Linked DNA regions of Homo sapiens: region 1 is linked to region 2. The links are chromatin contacts, found by Hi-C or POLR2A ChIA-PET in ENCODE. All regions are on one chromosome and are shown on one strand. Each heading gives the region's core, a stretch centred on a gene start or an enhancer-like site at or near the end of the contact. The rest is flanking DNA. Distances are from core to core; before and after follow the strand shown. Region 1 overlaps TYRO3 (TYRO3 protein tyrosine kinase). Region 2 holds the start of RPAP1 (RNA polymerase II associated protein 1).

Region 1 (7,056 bases), core at 2,497-4,996, 42 kb after region 2:
CAGTGAAGCTCCTTTTAAAAGTATATAAATGGAGTCATGTAGATTTGATTACTTTGCGTTTGGCTTCTTTCCCTCAGCAACATGTTTATAAGGATCATCTAACAACAGCAGTTTTGAAAAGTGAGTCTCAAAGAGGCAAGAATGGCCGGGCATGGTGGCTCACACCCGTAATCCCAGCGCTTTGGGAGGCCGAGGCGGGCGGATCACAAGGTCAGGAGTTTGAGACCAGCCTGGCTAACAGGGTGAAACCCTGTCTTTACTAAACCCTGTCTTTACTAAAAATACACAAAATTAGCCAGGTATGGTGGCAGGCACGTGTAATCCTAGCTACTCGGGAGGCTGAGGCAGGAGAATCACTTGAACCTGGGAGGGGGAGGTTGCAGTGAGCCACTACATTCCAGCTTGGGTGAGAGAGTGAGACTCCATCTCGGAAAAAAAAAAAATTAGCTGGGCGTGCTGGTGGGTGCCTGTAATCCCAGCTACTTGGGAGGCTGAGGTAGGAGAATTGCTTGAACCTGGGAGGTGGAAGTTGCTGTGAGACGAGATTGTGCCATGGCACTCCAGCCTGGACAAGAGTGAGACTCCATCTCAAAAAAGAAAATAATAATAATATAGTTTATTTTTCAGTATTTCATGTTGATTTATCTCAAATTTATTGTTGAATAAGAAGTGATACAGAGATTCAAAGTTATTTTTCCCAGATACTTTTTATTGTCCCAATACCACCATTTATTGAACAATCTATATTTTATGCACATTTCTTTTTTTTTTCTTTTTTTTGATACAGGGTCTTGCTCTGTTTCTGCCTGGGCTGGAGTAAAGTGATAGTAAACTGATTCTCCCACCTCAGCGTCCTGAATAGCTGGGACCACAGGCACACGCCACTGCACCTGGCAAATTTTTAAGTGTTTTTTTTTTTTTTTAATACAGAGCCTTGCTCTGTCGCCCAGGCTGGAGTGCAGTGGTGTGATCTCGGCTCACTGCAACCTCCGCCTCTCAGTTCAAGCGAGTCTCCTCCTGCCTCACACTCCCAATTAGCTGGGACTACAGGCACGTGCCACCACAACATGCTAATTTTTTGTATTTTTAGTAGAGACAGGGTTTCACCATGTTAGCCAGGATGGTCTCGATCTCCTGACCTCGTGATCTGCCCGCCTCAGCCTCCCAAAGTGCTGGGATTACAGGCTTCAGCCACCGCGCCCGGCCCAGTTTTTAAGTGTTGTAGAGATGGAGTCTTGCTTTGTTGCCCAGGCTGGTCTTGAACTCTGGGCTGAAGCGATCTGCCCACCTTGGCCTCTCAAAGTGCGGAGATTACAGGTGTGAGCCACCACACCCAGCCAGAATTTCTTGAATAATCTGTCTCCATTTCTCTATATAGCCTCATTGATCTATCTAAACTCCCATATCTATTTTGGTTGCTAGACTGTTCATCCCAATTACATGTGCCAGTGTCACTGCTACACTAATTGAATTACTATAAATGTATAATGTTTTCCTATATGTTCGTGGTACATTTTTTTTGCAACGTTCTCCCAAGGTCTGAGGAACACTATGTCAAGGCATGGCATGAAAGGAATACAGGTCTCCCAAGGCTTTAGAGAAGAATGATTTGTTCATGGTGTCACAAAGCAAGGGGTGAGGGGCACAATTGGGATGAAAACCCAGGGATCTACGTAATTCCTCCATCTTTCCACTGCCCCAGAGTGGGAAGGTAGGGGTAGCTGAGAGGTTTTGAGGACCAGAGGATAGCGGGGAGTAGTCTGGATAGACTTTTCTGTCTCTAAGTCCTGTTAACTCCACTCTCCTATTGCTTTTGCATGGGTCCCTCCCCAGCTATCAGCATCCTGAGGCCTCCTCTCTCACCCAGAGTATTGCAACAGCTGTGCAAACCTTCCTGACGAAGACCAGGTCAGCACTCCTTTGGTTATGAAGCCGCTGCCCCCAACACCTGTGGAATTTGTCTTCAGGGTTCTCCTTCCTGTTTTGTAATTATAATTATCTCGAGAGGCCGAGGTGGGTGGATCACTTGAGGTCAGGAGTTCAAAACCAGCCTGACCAACATGGTGAAACCCCATCTCAACTAAAAATACAAAATTAGTCGGACATGGTGTCATGCGCCTGTAATCCCAGCTACTCTGGAGGCTGAGACAGGAGAATCGCTTGAACCTGGGAGGCGGAGGTTGCAGGGAGCTGAGATTGTGCCACTGCACTCCAGCCTGGGTGACAGAGCAAGACTCTGTCTCACAAAAAAAAAAAAAAAAAAAAGGCCTGGCGCGGTGGCTCACGCCTGTAATCCCAGCACTTTGGGAGGCCGAGGCGGGCGGATCACGAGGTCAGGAGATTGAGACCATCCCGGCTAACACAGTGAAACCCCGTCTCTACTAAAAATACAAAAAATTAGCCGGGCGTGGTGGCAGGCGCCTGTAATCCCAGCTACTGGGGAGGCTGAGACAGGAGAATTGCGTGAACCCGGGAGGGGAAGCTTGCGGTGAGCTGAGACTGAGCCGCTGCACTCCAGCCTGGCCTGCAGAGCGAGACTCCATAAAAAAAAAAAGAAAAAAAAATTATCTCTCCCCCTTCCCTTTCCTCTCCATATAAGTTGTGTGCACACAGGGACCTGTCTTTTTTATTATGGTATCCTCAGCGCTTTCGCACTTCGTAGGCACTCAATGAATATTCATTAATTGGGTGTGGGGGTAAGGGAAAGGAGGGGTCTAGTAAAATTTATAACTGGCGATTTGGTGGTTGGTGAGAGTATTGAGTGCGTGCCTAGGGCGCACAGGGGAAAACACTGGTAATATTTACTTCACGAGACCTTTTTAGAATTAACTAAAAGTATCTAAGGGCCTAGAAGAGTTCCTGACAATTGGCCAAAGTTCAGTAAATCTTAGAGAACACTCCTCCCCTTTTCTCCAAATTCCTCAGTTTTTCCCCAGGGTAGAGCAAGAGCAAAGGAGAGAAGCCTTTTGGGCCCTCCCTAAGCCACAGACAGGTTGGGGAAGCCTCTGGATCATTAAAAGGCAGAAAATAATTTTACATTTGGTCCTCTAAAACCCCACAAGCCCCAAATCAGAAGGCTGTGCCTGGACTTAGCTCGAGCGAGCCCAGAAGCACCTGGTGGGATACGCAGCTGTGCCCCAGGCATTTCTACCCACGGGCTCCGGCCAGAGAGGCTCGCGCTAGGCGGGCTGGGCCCGCGGGACGAATCCTCACCTCTGCGGCCCACTCGAGAGCGGGGCCACACGCGGGCGTCACACGCGCGGTCACGAGCCGGTTTGCCCCGCCGGGGCTTGGCCGAGGCCGCTCGGCGGCGGGCAGGGAAAGGCTTGGCCTGGCCGGCGGGACACCAGCGCCTTTGTCCGCGGCGCAGAAGGGCCCCAGCTGCGGACAGAGCCGGCGCCCTGCAGGCCGCGGGGAGGAGCGCGGCGGGCGCAGGCGGTGGCGGCCCGTGGGCGCGGGGCCCCTGCAGGGACGGGGACAGACGCGCACGGAGCGGGAGCCCGGCAGCTCCGGGTCTACGGGATCCATCCTCCCAAGGGTGCCCGAGAACACTCCATCGTCGCGGAATGCCCGCGCTTCTTTCGTTAAAGCTGTCTTTGAGTTTGCCTCCTCTGGTGGTAAAAGTTAATTCCACAAGTATTGACTTGGCCCAGAGTAATAGCAAAGAACCGTGAGCCTCCCGTTTTTACGCCCTAGGGGCTCACGCTCTTGGAAACGACGAAAGCGTTGCCTGTTTGTCAAGAAAACTAAGGAAAAACAGAGAAGAAAGCTAAGACGCTCTACAGACAGTAAGCGCCCTGGAAGGGAGATGAGAGCTAGGTGGGTGGGGCCACGTGGCCGAAGTGGAAAAGGCCCTAGTGGTGGGGCTGGGAGCTGTGGGATGCCACATGCCAACAAAGTCAGCAAATGCCTACGGGGCAAAACGAAGATGAAGAGTCCGAGGGAATCCCTAAAGCCAAAAACCACAGAATGTTTGGTAATCATTACCATTCAACAAACAAACTTTCCCTCAATATATTTTTTAAGGTTGACAGAAATAACCCTTTATTAAAATGAAATGTATATAACAACATATAACGTGGATGAAAACAATACATGTGATCCTTAAACTATTTAAAATTTCTTTTCTTTTCTTTTCTTTTTTTTTGAGACAGAGTCTCGCTCTGTCGCCCAGGCTAGAGTGCAGTGGCTGTCGGCTCACTGCAACCTCCACCTCCCTGGTTCAAGCGATTCTTGTGTCTCGGTCTCCCAGCACTTTGGGAGGCCGAGGCGGGCGGATCACCTGAGGTCAAGAGTTCAAGACCAGCCTGGCCAATATGGTGAAACCCCGTCTCTACTAAAAATACAAAAATTAGCCAGGCATGGTGGTGAACGCCTGTAGTCCCAGCTAGTCGGGAAGCTGAGGCAGGAGAATCTCTTGAACCTGGAAGGTGGAGGTTGTAGTGAGCTGAAATCATGCCACTGAACTCCAGCCTGGGTGACAGAGGGAGACTCTGTCTTAAAAAAAAAAAAAAAAAAAAAAAAAAAAGGTAAGACCTGCTGGGCTGCATTCCCAGTAAGTTAAGGCATTCTTAATCACAGGATGAGATAGGAGGTCAGCACGAGATACAGGTCATAAATACCTTGTTTTTTGTTTGTTTGTTTTTGAGATGGAGTCTCACTCTGTCACTCAGTTGCCCAGACTGGAGTGCAGTGGCGCAATCTCGGCTCACTGCAACCTCTGCTTCCTGGGTTCAAGAGATTCTCCCGCCTCAGCTTCCCGAGTAGCTGGGATTACAGGCATCCACCATCAGGCCCGGCTAATTTTTGTATTTTTGTAGAGGCAGGGTTTTACCATGTTGGCCAGGCTGGTCTTGAACCCCTGACGTCAGGTGATCCTCCGGCCTCAGCCTCCCAAAGTGCTGGGATTATAGGCATGAGCCACTGCGCCGGCCAGACCTTGTTGATAAAACAAGTTGCAGTAAAAAAACCGGCTAAAACCCACCAAAACCAAGATGGCGATGAGAGTGACCTCTGGTCGTCCTCACTGCTACACTCCCACCAGCACCATGACAGCTTACAAATGCTATGGCAACATCAGAAGTTACCCTATATGGTCTAAAAAGGAGAGGCATGAATAATCCACCCCGTGTTTAGCATATCATCAAGAACTAACCATAAAAATGGGCAACCAGAAGCCCTTGGGGCTGTTTTGTCTATGGAGTAGCCATTCTTTTATTCCTTTACTTTCCTTATAAACTTGTTTTCACTTTATGATCTCGCTCTGAATTCTCTTTTGCAAGATCCAGGAACCCTCTCTTGGGATCTGGACTGGGACTCCTTTCCAGTAATGTAACCGCCCAAGGTGTTCACCTTGCCTCCTGCCTAGACAGAACCAACTTATCACAACCTTTTTGATAAATTGATAAATTTTGATCGCTCAGCTTATATTCAGTTCTTGTTAATCCCCTAAGCAGGAACTAATTTACTGGGGAGGGATTTAATGTTAAAGTTGGGCATAGGTCTACAAGTCAGCCCAAGAGGATTCCTCACCTCATTAAATCTACTCACCACTGCCGATGAAAAATATATTAATCCTAATGTCTGGTCCAAAAAAGGAAACCGAGGGAAATTCCAAGTCCCTCCGATCCACATCAAGCTAAAAACCCCAGGAGAAGTAGTAAGAAGGAAGCAATCCCTATTCCCCTAGAAGGTAGGATAGGGTTGAAACCTATAATCAAAGACCTTATTAAGGATGGGCTTCTCGAGCCCTGTATGTCCCCTTATAACACCCCAATACTGCCAGTCAAGAAATCAGATGGGTCATACCAGCTACTACAGGACCTTAGAGCTATCAACCAAATAGTCCAGACTACCAACCCCATTGTCCCCAATGCTTACACGGTTCTTAGCAAAATTCCATGTAATCATCAATGGTTTACCATAATAGATTTGAAGGATGCTTTTTGGGCATGTCCCCTGGCTGAAGATAGCCGAAATATATTTGCTTTTGAATGGGAGGATCGCCACTCAGGGCGGAAACAGCAATATCGAGATGGACGGTCTTGCTCCGACGGTTCATAGACTCTCCTAATCTTTTTGGCCAAATTTTAGAACAGGTACTAGAAAAAGTTGTCATACTAGAACAAATATGCCTTCTTCAGTACGTAGACGACATTCTTATATCTGGTGAAGATATAGAGAAGGTAACTGACTTCTCTACACATATTCTTAGCTATCTGCAGTTTGAGGGGCTATGAGTCTCAAAAAGAAAGCTTCAGTATGTAGAGCCCGAAGTTAAATATTTAGGCCACTTAATAAGTGCAGACAAGCGAAGAATAGGGCCTGAATGAATCGAGGGAATGGTGTCCCTACCCTTGCCTCAAACTAAATAAGAACTCAGGAAATTTTTAGGGTTAGTCAGATACTGCCGCTTATGGATTGACTCATGCACTGCACAGTAAACTGTTATATTAAAAACTTGCCCAGGAGAAGCCGAACCATCTCCTGTGGACTTCTGAGGAAGCTGATCAAGTCTAGAAGCTGAAGGAAAGGCTCATAACTGCCTTACCCTCCCTAGAAAAGCCATTCCACCTTTTTGTTAATGTGGACAGTGCGGTAGTTTTAGGAGTGCTGACTCAAGAACACAGAGGCCGCCGGCAGCCCGTAGCCTTCCTATCAAAGGTGTTGGACCCAGTCACTTGTGGATGGCCTCAATGCATCCAGTCCATCGGGGCTGCGGCAATACTGGTCGAGGAAAGCAGGAAGTTAACCTTTGGAGGAAAATTGACGGTAAGCACGCCTCACCAAGTTAGAACTATCTTAAACCAGAGAGCAGGGAGATGGCTTACCGACTCGAGAATCTTGAAGTATGAGGCCGTTCTGTTAGAAAAGGATGATTTAACATTGACCTCTGATAATTCACTCAACCCAGCAGGTTTCCTAACAGGGAATCCAAATCTATGGAGGGAACACACATGTTTAGATTTAATTGATTACCATACAAAGGTTCGACCAGACCTAGGAGAAACCCCCTTCCGGACTGGACGGCACTTATTCATAGACAGTTCCTCCGGG
Region 2 (6,993 bases), core at 4,228-6,727:
TACATTTATTTGTCAACAAAAAGGAATGAAGTTCCAATGCACAAACATTGAAAACATTATACTAAGTGAAAGAAGCTATATGACTCAGAAACATTTTATTTAGTGAAAAGAAAGAAAGAAGCTAGCCAAAAAGGACCTCATATTGTATGATTCTGTTCATATGGAATGTCCAAAATAGGCAAATCCATAGAGACAGAAAGTAGATTAGTAGTTGCCAGGGGCTAGGAGAGCTGGAGGGAAATGGGAATTGACAGCTAATGGGTATGGAGCGTCTTTTTGGAGTAATGAAAATGTTCAACCTTGTGAATATACTAAAAGCCATGAATTGTAAACTTTATTAATTTATTGTGACAGAGTCTGGCTCTGTCACCCAGGCTGGAGTGCAGTAGCGTGATCTTGGCTCACTGCAACCTCTACCTCCTGGGCTTAAGCCGTCCTCCCACCTCAGTCTCCCAAAAAGCTAGGACTACAGATGCACCACCACACTCAGCTAATTTTTGTTTTTTTTTTTGTTTTTTGTTTTTTGTTTTTTGAGACGGAGTTTTGCTCTTGTTGCCCAGGCTGGCGTGCAATGGCGCGATCTCGGCTCACTGCAACCTCTGACTCCTAGGTTCAAGTGATTCTCCTGCCTCAGCCTCCTGAGTAGCTGGGATTACAGGCGCCCACCACCATGCCTGGCTAATTTTTTGTAGTTTTTCAGTAGAGACAGGGTTTCACCATGTTGGTCAGGCTGATCTCGAACTCCTGACCTCATGATCCACCTGCCTTGGCCTCCCAAAGTGCTGGGATTACAGGCGTGAGCCACCGTGCCCCACAATTTTTGTGTTTTTTACAGAGACAGGATTTCACCATGTTGTACAGGCTGGTCTCGATCTCCTGGGCTCAAGAAATCTGCCCACCTTGGGCTCCCAAAGTACTGGGATTACAGGCCTGAGCTACTGCACCTGGCCTGTAAACTTTTAAAATGATGAATTCTGGCCAGGCTCGGTGGCTCACATCAGTAATCCCAGCACTTTGGGAGGCTGAGACAGGTGGCTCACGAGGTCAGGAGTTCAAACCAGCCTGACCAACATGGTGAAGTCTCTACTAAAAATACAAAAAAAATTAGCCGGGTGTGGTGGCAGGTGCCTGTAATCCTAGCTACTCAGGAGGCTGAGGCAGAAGAATCACTTGAACCTGGGAGGCGGAGGCTGCAGTGAGCCAAGATCGTACCACTGCACTCCAGCCTGGGCGACAGAGTGAGACTCCGTCTCAAAAAAATAATAATAATAAAATAAAATGATGACTTCTGTGGTATATAAACTATAAATCAATTATAAAACAAAAAACGCTGGGCTGGCCAAAGATATCTGCAAGCTGGCTGGCTAGTTTTGGAACCCCTGAGCTAGATGCTGATAATAATAAAAATATTGTTATATCTAACACTTATTGAGCACTTAGTATGCACCACATACTGTTCTCTAAGCACTTTTTCCATATTCATTCATTTAATCCTCATAACAGCCTAGGAGGTAGGTTACTACTATTTTTTTTTTTTTTGAGATGGAGTTTCACTCTTGTTGCCCAGGCTGGAGTGCAATGGCACGATCTCGGCTCACTGCAACCTCCGCCTCCCAGGTTCAAGCGATTCTCCTGCCTCAGTCTCCCTAGTAGCTGGGATTATAGGCATGTGCCACCACGCCCAGCTAATTTTGTATTTTTAGTAGAGACTGGGTTTCTCCATGTTGGTCAGGCTGGTCTCGAACTCCCGACCTCAGGTGATCTGCCCGCCTCTGCCTCCCAAAGTGCTGGGATTACAGGCGTGAGCCACTGCAACGGGCCAGTTACTACTATTATTCAAATTTTACAGCTGAGAAAAGAATAGTGCTGAGAAGTTAAGTATTTGCTCAAGGTCTCAGTGTAAGTGTGTGCTAGGATTAGGATTCAATCCCAGTCAGTCCATGCTCTTACCCACTATGTTCTACTGCCTACTGCTGTGTGGTGCCTGGGTGTCCTGGAAGTCTGGAATAGTGAGGCAGATGGGGAAGAACTATAAAGAATCTCCTGAAGAGCAAAGGCTGCAACTACACTAAGGTTTCTCAATAGGGACTATTGATCTTTATAGCTGGGTAATTCTTTGCTGTGGGAAGCTGTCCTGCGCACTGTAGGATGTTTAGCGGCATTCCTGGCTTTTACCCACTAGACGTCATCATCAAACCTCCTCCCCTAGTTGTGACAAGTAAAAATGTCTGCAGACATTGCCAAATGTCACCTCAGAAAAAAATCACCCCCAGTTGAAAACCACTGAACCAGACCTTGAAGGATAAGATAGGCCTCCAGCCAGAAGGGAGAGCTGGGCAAAGGTATAGAAGCAGGGAATAGGGCCGGGCGCAGTGGCTCACACCTGTAATCCCAGCACTTTGAGGCTGAGGTGGGTGGATCATCTGAGGTCAGGAGTTCAAGACCAGCTTGGCCAACATGGTGAAACCCCATCTCTACTAAAAATACAAAAAAATTAGGCAGGCGTGGTGGCATGTGCCTGTACTCCCAGCTACTTGGGAGGCTGAGGCAGGAGAACGGTTTGAACCCAGGAGGTGGAGGTTGCAGTGAGCCAAGATTACACCACTGCCCTCCAGCTTGGGTGACAGAGCTAGACTCCATCTTGAAAAAAAAAAAAAAAAAAGCAGGGAATAAATATGGTACATGGGAGAACATGATGAAGTTGACCACCTCCTAAAAGTTGAAGGAGGATGAGATGGAGAGGTAGACAAGCTAGATAGCTGGAACTAACAATAGTGCTGAATGAAGGCCGGGTGTGCTGGCTCACGCCTGTAATCCCAGCACTTTGGGAGGCCAAGGCAGGCAGATCACGAGGTCAGAAGATCGAGACCATCCTGGCTAACACGGTGAAATGCCGTCTCTACTAAAAATACAAAAAATTAGCTGGGTGTGGTAGCACGCGCCTGTAGTCCCAGCTACTGGGGAGGCTGAGGCAGGAGAATGGCGTGAACCCGGGAAGTGGAGGTTGCAATGAGCCAAGATCGTGCCACTGCACTCCAGCCTGGGGGACAGAGCATGAGACTCTGTCTCAAAAAAAAAGTGCTGAATGACACATTTCCTTACTTTTTCTTCATCTACTTCTAAGCAGGATCAGATCTAATAACTAAGCCAGCCTTGGAAACACCTCCCAACACAGGGGTTGGGGGCAGGCTAAAGGGGTAGAAATGGTGAAACAATCACATGACGGTGTGACCTTAAGAACATTATCAAAAAATTTTTTGAGAGTTTACTCTGGGCTGAGCGGTGTACAAGGGGCTGTAAATATAAAGAAATGGGAGTAAAATCCAGTCCCTGGGTTCAAGGGGCTTACTGGGGAGACAGAGACCATGCCGAAATGCTGGGTCTTTTAATAATTTCCCACTTCATTATCTCTCTTTGCCCACACAAGTCTAGAAATTCCAAAGGTTTACAGTTTAAATGATGTCTCCAAGATTGTAAAGGTCTTCCTTTGGTCAATGATGTACCCAAAGTTGGGGTGAGAGAATATGGTAAACACACATATAAATTTACAAGGCAGTACATCCCAGTGATGAAATTAATTGCATAGAAGATCAGTGCTACACGATTTCAGAGGTGGGAAAAATCCCTAAAGGTTAAAAATAGAGGTCAATATTGAAAGAGAAAACTTAGATAAGTAGAGAACTGAAGGAAGTGGATGAAGTGAGCAAAGACCTGTCTACAAAATTTCATCTTAAATTTGGCATAGAACTTGTATTAATTACTATTTGTAGCATGACAACAGCGAAGTATACAGATGTGCCTTTTCCTGGATGGGAGGTAAACAGTATGAAAATGGACTGCCTGTGTTCAAATCCAGGCTCTGCCATTTACTAACTGTGTAAGCTTAAGCAAGGTATTTTACTGAAGTTACTGTGCTTGTTTCCTCATCTGTAACATGAAGATAACTGTACCTACCTCCTGAATTAATTATATATATGTAAGAAGATTAGAACAGAGTCTCATACATGAAAGGACACAAACGCCAGTTATGATTCTTATTATTTATATAGCCAAAGGGCAGATAACCATATCTAATTGTTGGGCAGTCTGACCAACAAACAAGGAAAAAGTCTCCTACCCCAATGCCTACCCAAAGGCCCTAAGGAAGGCTGAACTAGATGAACTGAGAATCCATAGTATGGTAACAATTCACTCCTATAAGAGTCTACATAAGCAGAAACAATTCCTACTTATCCATGGATTCATGTGATCCAAAAGCAAAGTCCAGCTCACTTCATAGGGTGCGCCATACCTACATCACAAAGAGAGCCAGGGGGTTATGGGCACCAGTTTTGGAATCAATAGGCCAGAAGTCAAATACCAGTTCCGCTACTTACTAAATGCACTAAATGTGCGAAATTAGGCAAATTATCAATGCTGTCCTTTTTTTTTTTTTTTTTTTTTTTTTGAGACAGATTCTCCCTCTTGTTGCCCAGGCTGGAGTGCAATAGCACGATCTCGGCACACTGCAACCTCCGCCTCCTGGGTTCAAGTGATTCTCCTGCCTCAGGCTCCCGAGTAGCTGGGATTACAGGCGCCTGCCACCACGCCCGGCTAATTTTTTGTATTTTTTTAGTACAGACGGGGTTTCACCATGTTGGCCAGACTGGTCTCGAACTCCTGATCTCAGGTGACCCGCCCGCCTCGGCCTCCCAAAGTGCTGGGATTACAGGCGTGAGCCACCGTGCGCGGCCTCTATGCTGTCTTAAGTCCCATTTCCACAACTGTAAAATGTGAGTAACAGGTCCTATATAATAGGAAATGTGTGAGGATTTAAATGACTATACACGCAAAACGCCTAGCCCAGTGCCTGTTACTTATATAAATAAACCTCAGTAACAATTATTTTAGTCCTAAGTAAAGCCACCAGTGTGTTTCCCCACAAATCCAGCGCAGATTTGTCCAGAACCAATCAGTGCTAGAAGTGATAACATTTTCAGTTATTAATAGAATAAGAATGGGTTGGCCGGGCGCGGTGGCTCACGCCTGTAATCCTAAAGAGTAATGCCTAAAGAGTAACTCGTAAAAAAAAGTAGTCCTAACAATGGACCTCTGGGTTTATGTTGGCCTCTGAGGAGTCTCTGGGGCTCTTACATTGCAGCCTATCCTCCAGAGCCAGGATCCAATCCCGAGTCGGGACGCGTGACTGCCCTTACCGCTCAGGTCAAGGGCTCCAGTTAAGCCTCCTGGACCACCCAACTCTACAATGAGGAATCATCGAGTCGCAGCTTTCGCCGCCCGTTGAAGGGCCGTGCCCGAGATCTATGCACAGAGGAGGCCACAGTTGCTCCCTTACAGACCAAAGGCCCGCAGGCAGGTTCCAGCAAAGAAACTGGACACGCTACCCTGGGTCCTCCTCCCAGATCACCTGAAATCCGTCCCTCCAGCCCCGCCACCTACGTGCTCCAGGCCTGTCTGGGCGCCGCCATCTTGCCCCGCAGAGATCGCGTTTCCGCCGCCGCCAGATTCCAGCTTCCGCCCCGCAGCCCAGCCCCGCCTCTCCCGGTCTTATCTCGGAGCATTCTGGGCTTTGCTTGTTCAGTGCAGCGGACTGGTGAGCGCGGTGCTGCGCGGCTGGCGGTTTATTACCCCCACGTAAGCTCTATACCATCACCCAGAACACACATCCTTTTTTTTTTTTTTTTTTTTTGAGACAGAGTCTTGCTCTGTCGCACAGGCTGGAGTGCTGTGGCGCAATCTCGGCTCACTGCAACCTCCGCCTCCCGGGCTCAAGCGATTCTTGTGCCTCAGCCTCCCGAGTAGCTGGGATTACAGGTGCCCGCCACCACGTCTGGCTAATTTTTGTATTTTTAGTAGAGACGGGGTTTCACCATGTTGGCCAAGCTGGTCTCGAACTCCCGACCTTAGGTAATCCGCCCGCCTCGGCCCCCCAAAGTGCTGTGATTACAGGATGTGCCACCGCGCCTGGCCCACACATGCTTCTGATGTACAGCAGGCACAGCCCCTTCTGCACTTACGACACCCCTGGCAGGGACACAGCGTTCCTCAGACGTCCCTCTGCACTCACCAGCCAGTGTTACCACATCCCACATCCCAGCACCCACGCCCACGGCAGCACACAGAAACGTGGACACACACACACACCCCAACGTGACGAATGTGTTTATGGAAGAGCTAGAAGGTAACCATGAAAAAGGCCCAAGGAAAGAACACTGCCAGTGTGCACTGCAGAAATAGTGGTGGTGAGAAGAGAGGGAATAAAGCTTCCTTGCTAGCAAGGTTATCATCTTCTCCAGAATCTTGCCTTTGTTCATCCCACTCTCCCTTCTTGGAAATCCTCCCTCTTTTCCCTGCCACCCCTGTCTCCAAAGGATAACTCTTTAAGGCCTAGCTGGCGTCAACTCTAAAACCTCTGCCAGCCACGCCTACTCACCAAACTTTCCTTGGATTCACCTGGAATCTCACCGCCTGCACCAGTTGTGTGGTATGCTAAGAACACACTGCCAACTACCAACTGTCACCGGTTACCTTTTCACAGGCTTATGTCCTGTTCCCTTGAATAGACTGTCAGTTCCTTGTGGGCACCAGACCTTGTACTTTGCATCTAAATACTGAGCACCCAACGTGTTGCCATGCACATAGTAGGACCTTAAGTAAATCATTTCTAGACCAAAGGACATCATGGGGCAGCCAATGTTAGTCCAGTGGCTTTCCAACTTTAACAGGCACCAGAATCAACTGGAAGTCTTGTTAAACCAGATTGCTGGGGCCAGGCACAGTGGCACATGCCTATAATCCCAGTACTTTGGGAGGCTGAAGCTGGCAGATCACCTAAGGTCAGGAGTTCGAGACCAGCCTGACCAACATGGTGAAACCCCATCTCTACTAAAAATATAAAAATTAGCAGGGCATGGTGGTGTCCATCTGTAGTCCCAGCTACTCAAGAGGCTGAGCCAGGAGAATCACTTGAACCTGGGAAGCGGAGGTTGCAGT

Evidence for each region. Hi-C counts contacts between places; a loop is a spot of excess contacts on that map. ChIA-PET counts read pairs that join two places held with the same protein, here RNA polymerase II (POLR2A). Pooled maps may share reads with other maps.
Region 1: a map of endothelial cell of umbilical vein shows a loop between it and region 2 (7-fold over the local background). The contact joins the enhancer-like site here to the promoter of RPAP1 in region 2. A Hi-C loop is called at or near these places in 14 of 168 maps with a recorded cell type or tissue (CD4-positive, alpha-beta memory T cell, CD8-positive, alpha-beta T cell, Caco-2 and 11 more), 3 of 37 single-sample maps with no recorded cell type and 24 of 50 pooled maps. POLR2A ChIA-PET finds 5 or more read pairs at or near these places in 19 of 52 experiments (A549, AG04449, B cell and 14 more).

The regions. Positions count from the first base shown.
Region 1 is chr15:41,582,090-41,589,145 of GRCh38, forward strand. TYRO3 (TYRO3 protein tyrosine kinase) reads left to right here. Exons shown (of 19, transcript NM_006293.4): 19 at 1-1,500. Among named protein-coding and RNA genes, the nearest start is that of TYRO3, 26 kb to the left of the region's middle. RefSeq lists a silencer at 3,380-3,489. Within about 2 kb of position 3,747, at least 22 of the 41 ENCODE cell types and tissues checked have a DNase peak (open chromatin) inside an H3K27ac peak, as active enhancers do; they include PC-3, Panc1, ascending aorta and 2 more, where a contact is called at or near this core.
Region 2 is chr15:41,538,780-41,545,772 of GRCh38, forward strand. RPAP1 (RNA polymerase II associated protein 1) reads right to left here and starts at 5,478. Exons shown (of 25, transcript NM_015540.4): 1 at 5,440-5,478. RefSeq lists a silencer at 4,038-4,238 and enhancers at 4,718-5,299, 5,233-5,622.